Linked DNA regions of Homo sapiens: region 1 is linked to region 2. Evidence: read pairs that join two places in POLR2A ChIA-PET (ENCODE). Cell type or tissue: CD4-positive, alpha-beta T cell. All regions are shown on one strand. Links, peaks and the distances in the headings refer to the core of each region. The heading gives the core; the rest is flanking DNA.

Region 1 (6,585 bases), core at 961-4,960, 96 kb after region 2:
ATTAGTTTTACATATAAATTGTGTAGAATCAAACCAAACCATTTAGGCCTTGGAGTGACTGTTAAGAAGCTAGACTATTAACATTGATTTTCTATTCAGGATCGAAGTCATTTGTTTGTACTCTAAGGCATTGTGCTGATATTTGGCACAGCAACTCTGTTTCTAAGACATCTGCCCCCCAGGGACTTGAATTTAGCCCGAAAATGTCCTGGCAAGCAGTCTCATTGTAAGACTTACACAGAGAGAAAGAGAAGTAAGTTTGTTCCAGTGATTGTCATGAAAGACACATAAACGTCTTGATATTCTTTCTTTTACCTGTTGTAGAAAGGGGAATTGTTTGCACCTTAACTTACGACTAGAAAAACGATGTACAAATCCTGACCCACCTGGCTGCTTCAGTCCACAGGGCGGGAAGTAAGAGCCAACTGTAGAGAGATGATGGCCCCTTCTCAGGGGGACTGATGGTAATCCCTTTGAAACTGCCTCATGGGCAGAGACAAATACAACATGCAGAGGTCGTGCTACTTCTCAGGCCTGACCCTGGAGAAGGGCTCGGGTAGAAGGAGCATCCCGTGTGTCCTGCATCTGCTCCAGCAGCAGTGCGGCATCCGTACTTGGTTACCGGGTACAGCAAAATTAAAAACATCGGGCTGGGTCAAAATGGGGGAAAAAAAACCACTCGCATTAGCAAACTCTTCGTCTTTTTATGTGGTAAGGAAATCTAAGATCTAATCAGTATGCTTAATTGAAAGGCTCAGTGAGGGGGATCCTGCAGATCTTCTCCCTGCCATTAATTTGAATGCTAGCCCTCTTGCGGATGTATTGACAGAAGTGGAGGTGATGCCATTTTGAATCCTGCGGTCCCGTGGAAGGAGGCTGAAGCACTGTCACTGCAAAAGTCACTGTGCAGCCAGGTGCCTGGTGGAGCTTCCTGTGGCCTCACACCTGTTCTCCTCAAGAACTTTCAGTCTCTGCCTCTGCCCACTTGCACCTCACACTGCTCCTCCTTCTGCCGAAGGAGGAAGACTTGGCCTGCTGCTACCTCCTGACCCACAGCTTTCAGGAAGCCACATGCTTAAAACCATCTGACGATGAGGGGTTGGGGAGGGCAGAGACACAGGCTGGGGAGGGCTGGGGAGGGCTGGAGAGGTTGGAGAAAGGTTGAGAAGGTTGGGGGTTGGGGAGAAAGTGAACCCATAGAGCAACAGCAAGAACTGCCTTTAAAGAAACACCACCTAGTCTTTTCTTCTCCTTTATTTATTTTTCTAATTATTTTTGAGAAACAGGGTCTCGCTATGTTGCCCAGGCTGACTTTGAACTCCTGGGCTCAAGCAATCTTCTTGTCTCAGCCTCTCGACCAGCTGGTACTACAGGTACATGCCACCACATCCAGCTAATAATTTTGTGTAGAGATGAAAGTCTTGCTATGTTGTCCAGGCTAGCCTCAAACTCTTGGGCTCAGGCAATCCTCCTGCCTCAGCCTCCTGAGTAGCTGGGACTACAGGCATGAATTACCACGTTCAGCTTTCTTCCTCTTTATTTTTGCAATTTTGTGGAATGCTCCTACTAAGTGCTAAATTAGAATTTGCCATAATATTCATTTAGGTGCCGCTTTGGTGCACAGTACTTGCTGTTACACAGGATGAGCTTCCTTTTGTGGGAATTAAGACTTTAATAGTGTCTCCTTTGTGCTTTCACCAGTTTAATGCCAGAGCCAAGCGTAATTATAGTGCAGGCTGTTAATGGATTAGGTGGTGGCTTTTGCCGCCTTACTGTGTGCCTGTTTTCTTCCATTTGGCTTTGTGCTGGCTCCCATCATCTCCTAATTATCTGTTCCCCTCCTTGCTTGACTGCCTTAGAAGTTATAAGGGTATTATCTGAATCCAAATTAAATTTCTTTTTTCTTTAAGGAAATGAAAAAGAGAGGTTTGTTTTTTGGTTTGGTTTTGCTTTGTGTTAGGAGTAGCACACTCTATCCAGAGTAATCGAACAGGAAAGACATATAAAAGCATCTATGGTGTTCAAGCTTTATGAAGCCAAGTAAGCTCAAGTCAGCTCCAGCCTTGCTTTGGATGCAGTGGGCATATTCAGTCTCTTCTCCACCTCAGGGTATCCACCTGGAAAAAAAAAAATGAAATAATCACACTTACCAATCTCAGCATGGCAACTGGTAGATTTAACAGTGCCCTGAAAATGAGAATCCTCTATTTAATGAAGCATTTTATTCAAAGGTTCATTTGGTTAATAAAAACCCCATTTTTCACTTGTGTTTGAAGCTAGTCCATTATTCTTTCACGTGTGGTTTGAACCAGTTTCCCGTGAGCTGTGGTCGCTCCTGAGGATGGATATGAATGGCACTTATTAGGAAGGGAAGAGCTCATGAATTCAGATCATCCTTAATGCTGAAATGAGCTGTAATGAAGCCCCGAGATCAAAGTGCTTGAGGAGCAACAGCAGATGAATGGGCCACGGCGCTTGGGTCTGGGTTGCTGTAGAAAAGGATTAGGAAACTTCGCTTAAGTAGCCAGAAAGGTTTCCACAGGCTATCATGCTACGCATTTAATTGTTTATGGGATTTATGGAGGAAAGACACTTTTAACAGATATATAAATAGTCTCCCCCAGAGAAGACAGTGTTAGCAGATATTTTCCACGGGGAGAGAAAAGGCTGTAAATTAGCAGCAAGAACAGAAGCAAGGCCATTCTTAGCTCCTAGGGAGGAGGGAGAGGGAGGCCAAGGGAGGAGTGCAGACCCTGACCTAGAAAGAGGGGATGACACGGAAAGGGGAGAGGAAAATGCCACCCTTCCCTCTAACCTTCAGCGTAAGCCTAGACTCTCCTTCCAGGGAAAAGCAAATCCCACTTTTAAAAAAATACTGAACATGAAGCACAACAGAGCGCCTGAATTGCAGTGAGGGTCCCTCCCTGCCACGCTTGAGCGCAGCAAGATGCAGGGGGAATGGAAAGCAGATGCAGGGGCATAAGTGCTCCAGCGAACCACTCTCCTCCTCGAAAAGATGTCAAGGATTATTTGTGCTACCTCTCTGGAAAAAGCAGAGACATTCTCTTAAAGGATGAATGAAAGATGAGTACAAAGAGTTAATTTGAAACCAATCAAGCCCTGTGTTCGTCTACTGCTTCAGAAATCCTTCTATTTAATGATGAATTTATTTTCAAAGCAGTGCCGATCCTTTTGAGGGGAATTCCACCTCTCACAGCTGCACAATCTGCCCTGCAGTGTTGAGCTTTCTCGCCCACCTGCTCTTTGTAAAGCAGCGTGGACTTCCCAGAGCTGAGACTGTGCCAAGCCGGCTGAGCCCGCCGAAGAGCCATCGTCAGCCTCCCGCCACCAAAGTGTCAGTGAATCCACACACCACAAACCCCTGCAAAACAGGCAAAGCAACTCGGTGGAGCCGCACGACCACATGGCAAAGCCACAGGCTCCCTCTCGCCTAGCAAAAGACCCTATTGAATTTTCTATGGTTGATCTGTTAACCTAACTTGGCTTCCCCCGCTGCCCTGTTCAAAAGCAACTGCATTCAAAATATTACTTGCAAAATTTTTAAAAAACATCGCACCTGAAAAACCCTAAACAAAATTCCCATTTCATATTCCAAGTACAACTCCTGAAGAAACTGGAAGGTTTGATCTACTTTAACTGGGATGGTGCTGACATGTTTGTTTTGAAATAGCACCTAGCCACGACTTTAGAAGCTCCACTTAATAGCTTTCGGTTCCTTTCTTTCTTCTTCGTCTTTATTCAAAGACACCTAATTGTAATTTTCTGAAATTTAAATATAGTTGCTATGCATTTGGTTATCAACAAACAATTCCTAGATTAATGCAGAAACACATTTAATAGGGCAGAATGCTATCCCTTTGTTTCTTTGAGGACATCCGTAGTTCTATTAACTAGGGGGATTATAAGATCTGACACTAGGCAGTGAAAGGAACCCTGTTCCCCTCTCTGAAAAGATTTCTCCTTTGTCAAGTCGTCTGAGATCCACTAGTACTTATTTCCCTTAGTAAAATGGAAACATTGTACCAAATTACCAATTTTATAATGATGATTCATTGGAAAAATGCACAATTTGTTCTAAATGGAATTTTATAAAATGGACATTTGGCATAACTCTTCTTTTTTTCCCTCTCAACCTCAATACCTAATTTTTCACATCTTTATAGTTCTCTCAGAGTTGACCAAGAATCTCAAAATGAGCTGATAAATAATTGGTGTGCCTGCCTTGGCAGTAACAGCCATAGCAGTAGTAATGATGGACTAGAGACAGGGCACTGACTTCTATGAGGCCTCGTTGAATAAGATTTGGTATTATCACCCTAGAGCATCAAAATTCTTGTGCTGTCTTTCTATGAGTCTTTGTTAAGACTGTGAATAAGACAAAGATCACTGTTTATGCTACAGCAGCATATAATTTAGAAATCTACAAAATGCAGCTCACAAGTGTTACTCAGACAGCAATTTAAAGATTTTCAGGAAGAGAGCACGCTTCCATGAAATATACAACATGTACCTACTGAATAGACAGGGCCTGCATACCCCCAGGCATACTCGTGAGAAACTGAATTTTCAGGATTCCCCCTTTAGTTCTCATCCCACTTCCAGCCCTACTGTTGCGGTGGACTCACTAGTGATTGTCCTGTCTCCCCTGCCTGCTGCCAAGTTGGTAAACTCTACAGACACAGTGTGCTGCAGAGAACATTTCCAGACAACAAGAGAAATAGCTCCGTGGCACACTCTCACACTCTCCTTCCCTTTGCCATGCCCAGGCAAAAGCAGCCTGCTTAAGACTTAGGTTTAAGACACAAAGCAATCGCCTGGATCAATTTTCCCAAATATGTAAATATATTCTATTATTGATGCTTAATTGCTTCCTACTGAAAATCTAAAGCAGAATCAAATAGAAAGCTTATAAATTCTCATAGTGAACCTCCTCTAATTCTGTCTCATACACAGTCTATTTGTTGGAGGTGTAAATAAACAAGCCCTCTGACTCCCAGTGCAATTCCTTCATGGTGTACTGTGAACTAGGAAATCATTCTAGAAATATCAGAGCAACAGTTTGGAGTTTTGCCCCACCTCATGTGCCCCCTCCCTCTCAAACTTGTGCTATGAATTTGTTGTTGTTGTTGTTGTTGTTTTGAACAGAGTCCCTCTTTGTCACCAGGCTGCAGTGCAGTTGCGCGATCTCTACTCACTGCAACCTCCACCTCCTGGGTTCAACGATTCTCCTGTCTCAGCCTCCTGAGTAGCTGGGACTACAGGTGTGTACCACCACGCCCAGCTAATTTTTGTATTTTTAGTAGAGATGGGGTTTCACCATGTTGGCCAGGATGGTCTCCATCTCTTGACCTCGTGATCTGCCTGCCTCAGCCTCCCAAGGTGCTGGGATTATAGGTGTGAGCTGCCGTGCTCAGCCATGAATGTTTTAAAGATCTGTTTATGCGTGTTTGTCTAGACTGGATTGTCCACTGTGGTAACCTCAAAGCCTAGCACAGTGTATTTTTTGAAGTGGAATTGTGTTGCTTCCCAGCATTGCGCACCTCCCCTCCATTGCAGAGCAGCTTTGTGGTTTGTATGGGTTTGCCTACCTCTCCTCCAACTCCAAGGAGTATGATCCTGATTTCCTATCCACAGTGACTGGTTTGAAAAAGAAGGCACATGACCTAAGCTGGTTCAACAGGAGTGAAGCACAGACCTTTGTTTGCTGATTTGAGGATAAATTCTTCCAGAGGGAGGAAGAATTTCTGAGAGTGAATATGAGCTGCAAAGTAAGACAGCCATTCTTCTACCAGGAGAAAAGCCAGCCTGAAAATAAAGGTAACACCCAGAGGAGAGCCAGAGATGAGAGAACTGTAAAAAATCAGAGTCCTGATCAGACCATTCCTGAAGATTGAAATCACCCTGGACTTTCCCATTTACGCCTCCCAACAGATTATCTTTAACAGACTATCTTCAGCCACCATGAACTCAGTTTCAGTTATTTGCAATCAAAAGCTTCCAAACGAACACAAAAAATGGTTCAATAAATATTTTTAAAATGATTACATCATTACATATAATTTAGTCCACATTAAAATATAACATTATTAATCACCACATTTCTGTTACTAAAGTTTGTGTCATCAGCATGCTCTAGAACTGAATCTGAAAATCCCAGGCCAGGTGCAGTAGCTCACACTTTGGGACGCCAAGGTGGGCAGATCACCTGAGCTCAGGAGTTTGAGACCAACCTGGGAAACACGGTGAAACGCTGTCTTTACTAAAAATACAAAAATATTAGCCAGGCGTGGTGGTGCATGCCTAAGCAGCTACTTGGGAGGCTGAGGCAGGAGGATTGCTTGAGCCCAGGAGGTTGAGACTGAAGTGAGATCTGATCATGCCACTGAACTCCAGCCTGGGTGACAAAGTGAAACCCTGTCTCAAAAATAAAAAAAAAAAAAGAAAAAAAATCATCAAGTATTGGAGTTTTCATCCAACAGACCATCGCTTAGTGAGTTTATGAACAGAAACATAGGCTATCAGTCCCTGAAAATTTCCTATATGCTTCCATAGAAATGAAAGATA
Region 2 (6,585 bases), core at 1,129-5,128:
GCTTTGAAAGGTTATTAATTATTAAATTTCTTTAACAGAGATAGGGCTACTTACATTGTCTATGTATTATTGTGTGAGTTTTGACAGATCATGTCTTTTAAGAAGTTTGTCTGTTTCTTCTAGGTTATCAAATTTGTGGTCATACAGTTGCTCATACTAACCTTTGTTATCCTTTTAATGTCAATGCTCTCTACAGTCTCCTCTTTCATTTCTGATATTAGTAATTTGTGTCTTCTCTGCCTTTTTCTTCATTAGCCTGGCTAAAGGTTTATTGATTTTCATGTCTTTGCAAATAACCACTTTTGGTTTAAGTGATTTTCTCTATTGATTTCTTGTTTTCAATTTCATTGATTTCCACTCTGATTTTTATTACCTTGTTTATTCCGCTCACTTTGGGTTTAATTTTCTCTTCTTTCTCTAGTTTCCTAAGGTAAAAGTGTAGATTACTGATTTTAGATTATTTCTTCTTTTCCAATATATGCATTAAATGCTATCATTTTCCCTCTAAGCACTATTTTTGCTATAGCACACAAATTTTAATAAGATGAATTTTCATTTTCACTTAGTTTAAAATATTTTAAAATTTCTCTTGAGAGTTCTTCTTTGACTCATATGTTATTTAGAATTGTGTTATTTAATTTCCACATATTTTGGGATTTTCCAGTTATATTTCTGTTATGGATTTCTAGTTGAATTTCACTTGTGGTCTGAGAGCAGACACTGTATGATTTCTATTAAGTTTGTTAAGGTGTGTATTATGGCCCAGAATGTGATCTATTTTGGTGACAATTCCATGTGAGTTTGAGAACAACGTGTACGCAGTTATGGTTAGCTGTAGTAGCCTAAAGATGTCAATTATGCTGCTGTTTCTTAAACTTCCAAGTTCCATTCTGTTCTTGGATGTATATATTTTGCTATGGGAGCCTGTCATAGATGTCACAGCAGCGGGCAAAGTGTGAAACAGGGGGCCTAAACAAATATTTTAAAAGATATGCTTATTTCCACTCAAACTCTTGAGGAATGAATGAATGGAAACAAAAATATCTTGATAGATATTAACACCCAGCACTTATTTATTTACCAGACACTATAAACATACCATCTCAATTTTATCTTCAAAAAAATGCTCATGAAGTACCTACTATTGAGGAAAGGGAGGCTCAGGAATATTAGGGAATTTGTTCATAGCTAAAAACAGGATTTGCTCATAATCTTTCCATTGGGCTACACTGTAACTTTTGGCAGATTTTATTGCAATCAGCAGAAGCTGTTGAGTGATATAATGAACACTATCAGTGTCCTGCCATATCCTATTGCCCTTCCCATTTGGTGTATGCTGCCCACCTTCTAACTGCTAGCTCTGGCAAATTCTTTGCCTGAAGACTTTCCCTGGCTAATTGGAACCCATTCTGCTTCTGCAGCAGTACAAAAGTATCCACACATGAGTGCTCTACGTCCACCCAACCAGTTGTCAACCATTGACTGAGAGGAGCTGGTACAGAAATATCCTAGCTGCTTCATTCTTTAGGTAGGATAACTCTAAGATGTGTGTTCTACACTGGCTCCAAGTGAGTTCTCTAGCAAGAATATGCTTCAGTTATCCACAATGGTAAGTAACTTGCTTGATAACAAACATTTTATTGGCTGCTTCCTTCCCTTTCTCAACTCCTCACCTTCCTATCAGTGTTTGCTAGCATTGCCGTTCAAATAAACCACTTGTATTGGATCCTTGTCTCAGAACCCACAGGAACTCAAACTAAGACAGTTGTGCTTATACCTTGCTACTAATAAGTAAAAAATTGGGGCCAGGTGCAGTGGCTTATGCCTGTAATCCCAGCATTTTGGGAGGCTGAGGTGGGTGGATAGCTTGAGCCCAGGAGTTTGAGACCAGCCTGGACAAAATGGTGATACTTCATTTCTACAAAAAACGCAAAATTAGCTGGGCATGTGGTGTGCGCCTGGAATTCCAGATACTCAGGAGGCTGAGGTGGGAGGATTGCTTGAGCCTGTAGGGCAGAGGTTGCAGTGAGCTGAGATTGTGCCACTGCACTCCAGCCTGGGTGACAGAATGACTTCCTGTCTCAATTTAAAAAAAATGAGGCTGAGTTAAGTATGATGGTTTGATTGAAAAATGGCTCCAATTTTGTACCCCTCTCTATATCCAAACCCTTTATAATGTGAGTTTGCAGCTCCTCCCACCAAGAGACAGAGTATATTTTTCCATTCCTTATATCTATATTGGCTTTGAAATTTGCTTTGGCCAACATAATGAGGTGGAAGTGACAATCTGCCAGTTTTAAGCCTAGGCGTCATGAAGTTTGGTGAGCTTCTGAACATGCTTGCTCTCTCACTCTTGCTCTTGCTTTCACTCTCTCAGAGGTCTTCCACCTGCATAAAAACAAGTCTAGGCTAGTTTCCTGGAGGCTAAAAGCACATATGGAACCAAACCCTTCAGAGGCTCTAGCCATCTGACACCAGCCAGCCCTTAGCTGACTCACCAGCTGACCACAGATACATGAATAAATCCAGCTATTCTCAGCCAAGTACAGCCCAGATCAGCAAAACAACCTAGAAAAATGAGAGACTTTGGGCAAAAATAAATGCTTATCCTGTAACCCACCGCTCTTTTCTATGCAGCACTTTTGTGGCAATAGATAACTGATGCAGGTACCGTGAGCTCTGTCGATTTCTGTTCTTTCCACTTCCTTCCTTTTGCCATAGCCTCTGCATACTCTCTGCTAGTGTTTGTAAATATATTAATATTTTCTTCTGATCACTGATTAAGCTGAAACTGCTAAGCAATGTGTAGTAGCCTCTGCCGTTAATTTTACTGCAATCTAAAGTTTCAGAAAATCTTTTTAGACCTTTCCTTCAGTTACTCTGCATATTGCATGTTGAGTAGCTAGTGTATTTTTATTAGAAATGATTATACTATAAGGAATTGTCTAAAGAGAGAGTAGAGGGCTTGAGGGAACACAGGGACCTCAGAGAACATAATGGGAAAGGACAATTCTCTCCAGAAAAAAACATTTTAAAACAGCAAAGAGAAGATGAGAGACAAGACCATGGCTCCATTTCTTCATTCTGCAAATTGTTCAGCTTCTACTTTGTTCAATGCTGAAGATTCTAGGGCGTATAAAAAGATGGTCCCTGCCTTTGAAGAACTAAGATTCTAGTAGAGGATTGTGCCCAGAACAAAAAAAAAATTAAGTAATTCTCTATGTTCTGGAAGTTTGAGAGAACATTTAGTAAATGCATGTTTCTTATTTGGGGATGATGTTAGACAATGAGAAAGTTCTTATGTGGCCTGAGGCTTCCTGGAGGGCAATGCGAAGAAGATCAAAAGCGCAAGGACTGGCAGGGTAAGGTCAGTACTAGTGGGAGGGAGGACTTGACAGAGAAGGAGCCGAGAGGGAATTCACAACCACCACCATGCTTCAGTGCATGCAGTGGAGTCCTGAGAATCTGGGAGGCTGGAGATGGCGAGGTGCATCCGGAGGGCTCCCATGCCTGCTCAGGAAGAGAAATAAAGCTTCTGTGGTTGCTGAGGGAAGTAGGTTTTATAGTCGCCCAGTAGTTCACAGATTTACAGAGAGTCTACATACTTAATGGCAATGAATGTGTCATTTGGTATTTGTGTTCATTAAACTTTTTAATAAAACTTTGGGTTAAGAGTGCTTATCTCATATTTCAGACATTCCCAGGAGTGCTTATAAAGTGGCTCGAAGTAGGAAAAATATGCCATTTGGCAATATTCCATGAAACTAATTACCATGAAGAAGTCATGGAAATTTGCACAGAAAGGCTTGCTGCAAAAATTTGAATCAATTCAGAAGATAATTTACCGAGTGTTGCCAGATTCTCATTATATCCCGTCCCTCACCTCCCGCATAGAAGCTTGAAAAGGTTCTGTCACTTTGCCTCCCTGAATTTCAACCATCTGAATTAGTCCCTTACAGTCTGACTTTTTAGGACCTCATGGAGGTCTGTATACTAACACTATGATAGAGCACGGTGTGTTTTTCTTTGCTTTTTAGAACAGACTCATTGACATGAAATACATCATCAAAGTTCCCAGTTTAGATCAAGTTCTCCGTGGTCATCTTCTGAGACACAGAAAATGGTATCATGTCAGCCACTTGAATGCCAGCTCCTTGAGGGCAATGATTTTACCAGTTCAGTTCAGCTCAATTGTATTCCCAGTGCCCGACGTATTTGTTCAATAAGTGGATAAAAGGATTAAATACCATCTCATGCCCAAGAATAACAAAGCCAGTTAAAAACAAAAACAAGAACAAAAGTGAGCACTTCTTCTCTAGGGAAATGAAAAAATAAAGCATTTCTCAATAATATATGAATTAGGGGTGTCTATATAGGAATTATTTCTATGTGGCCCAGGGTATAAAGGGGCCTTAGAATAGGCCAGGGCAAATGTCTTAGGTCTCATAATTTGAAAGTCTCTGGGCAGCTCTCTATAACTCTCGTCTCAATCATATTCTGACTATCTGCCCCTATTCAAAAGAACCATATGTGGCCCATGATGGTAGAGAGAGAGATGGCCCCCTTTCTCTGGTAGGTCTGAGCCAAGGGGATTTTGAATAACAGAAGACTGGTAGGTAGTGTTTTGAGAAAGAAAGTACTGGTCACAAAAAAAGATGATGAGGCCGGGCGCAGGGGCTCATGCCTGTAATCTCAGCACTTTGAGAGACCTAGGCCAGCGGATCACTTGAGGTCAGGAGTTTGAGACCAGTCTGGACAACATGGTGAAACTCCATCTCTACTAAAAATACAAAAATTAGCTGGGCATGGTGGTGGGTGCCTGTAATCCCAGCTTTTCAGGAGGGTGAGGTGCGAGAATTGCTTCAACCTAGGAGGTGGAGGTTACAGTGCAGTGGATGGTGCCACTGTACTCCAGCCTGGGCGACAGAGGAAGACTCCATCTCAAAAAAAACCAGGATGGGTCCCTCCCAGCTTTCTCTGTTTTGTGGTCTTCTGTCTTGATTCTTTGGTTTTATAAAATACCTTTTCTTAAAATAATGACATTATTTTTATTGTTCTTCAGATTTAATTTGGTTCTAGGTGTCTGTGAAAGATTTGTGACTTGCTGCTTTGCAAGTCACACCTGGTAAAGCATTCAGTGAGGTCCTCCCCCATACCGTCTGTGACTCCAGTCTTCACCATCATCAGCCCTGCATTGGCATGCAGAGGAAAATCATTCTGGGTAAATGATTTCTGTCGCTGAAATCTTATGAACACAATTTTCTCAGTTTCTTCTATGGAAGACAAAGATGTAGCTCTGGTATTTGATAAACATCAAAAGCATTTGGCTTAATCTTGACTTTGTCACCATGGGCTTTCTTTGAAACCAATAAGAAATGCTTTAATTGAAAACCAAGGGATGGACTGGGGCTTTTGGGCAGTACTCTGGGACTACTCATGCTTTGCTGGCATAAGGAACAGAACTAGTGTTTGTCAGTAAATGTGACCCGTTGTCTGGGGTTATCAGTCCTAGATGAGAGTCTCAGAGTTGGAAAGGACCCTAATAGTTTCAGGGTCTAACCATTCATTTTGTGCTTGTGAAATGGGCAAAGTTCCCTTGTGCCTCTCGCAGGGTGTGCTATGGTGGTATGGCTCGCTTCTTCAGTGCCCCGCTGCTCAAAACCCCTAGTGGGAGCAGGCAGACAGGCAGGTCATGGGGAGCATGGGCTCTGACCCCACAGCAGCATCTAAGGGTGAATGTTTACAGCTCCTGAAGCCCCTGTGGGCATGTTACAGTGTGCTCTTTTAGTTTTGCCATCTGTAGGTGGCTTGTGTTAATCAGCTCAGGTAGAACCTTTGCCTTATCGCAAAGACAGAGGGCTTTCTCTATCCTGGGGTTCTTGTCTTGGTGTACTGGAAAAACTGGATCACACGTGGGCTTGGAGAAGGAGTGCACGGTTTTACTGAATGATGGAAGTAGCTCTCAGCAGATGGATGGGGAGCCAGAAGGGGTATGGAGTGGGAAAGTGGTTTTCCTCTGGAGTCAGGCCGCTCCGCACCTGGACTCTCCTCCAACCGCCCCAGCCAAATGCCCCTGGGCGTCCACATTGTTCTGCCAGTTGATGGCCTGACGCGTCTGCTGGTGCCTGTTGGTGTGGTCTCCCACTCCTCTGCTCCTCTCGATGTCCAGTCGCCTGTGTGCTTGTCTGCCAGTATGTTCCTCTGGAAGTCCAGCTGCTTGTGTGTGTGCGCCCATTAGGGACTCAGGTTTTATAGGCACAGAATGGGGGGTCTGGTGGGCCAGGCTGGTCTTGGAAAATGCAATATTTGGACGCAAAAACAAGAGGGCTTGTCCTCACCTAGGTCCATGGGCACAGGCCCAAGGGTGGTGCCCTCGCCAGGGACCCCACCCTTCTCCTCCCAGCATTTCCCTGTCCCCCCTCCCATATCACTTGCATCACCACAATGACATATTGCCCATCTCTGCCTCTGTTCCTCAAGACATTCCATCTCATACAACAGAGATTGCAAACTGGCAGTCCACAGAAGAGTTTCATTTGGCATGCCTAGAATTTCAATGTTTTTAAAAAGTATTTGTTAACATTT

The links. Peaks named below come from ENCODE experiments on the same cell type or tissue, not always from the same donor. Only the 100,000 strongest peaks of a DNase experiment are listed, where the experiment ranks them.
Region 1: POLR2A ChIA-PET joins it to region 2 with 5 read pairs; 2 of 35 experiments call an interaction of 5 or more read pairs at or near these places.

Annotation. Positions count from the first base shown.
Region 1 is chr4:108,367,259-108,373,843 of GRCh38, reverse strand. LOC124900753 (a long non-coding RNA gene) reads right to left here. Exons shown (of 2, transcript XR_007058222.1): 2 at 1,240-2,117. Among named protein-coding and RNA genes, the nearest start is that of LEF1, 200 kb to the right of the region's middle. In CD4-positive, alpha-beta T cell, for the core only: no CTCF peak of the experiment used is centred there; a DNase peak (open chromatin) is centred at 3,263; H3K4me3 peaks cover 913 bases.
Region 2 is chr4:108,463,189-108,469,773 of GRCh38, reverse strand. No RefSeq gene overlaps it. Among named protein-coding and RNA genes, the nearest start is that of RPL34-DT, 150 kb to the left of the region's middle. RefSeq lists an enhancer at 2,290-2,469. In CD4-positive, alpha-beta T cell, for the core only: no CTCF peak of the experiment used is centred there; no DNase peak of the experiment used is centred there; H3K4me3 peaks cover 480 bases; H3K27ac peaks cover 404 bases.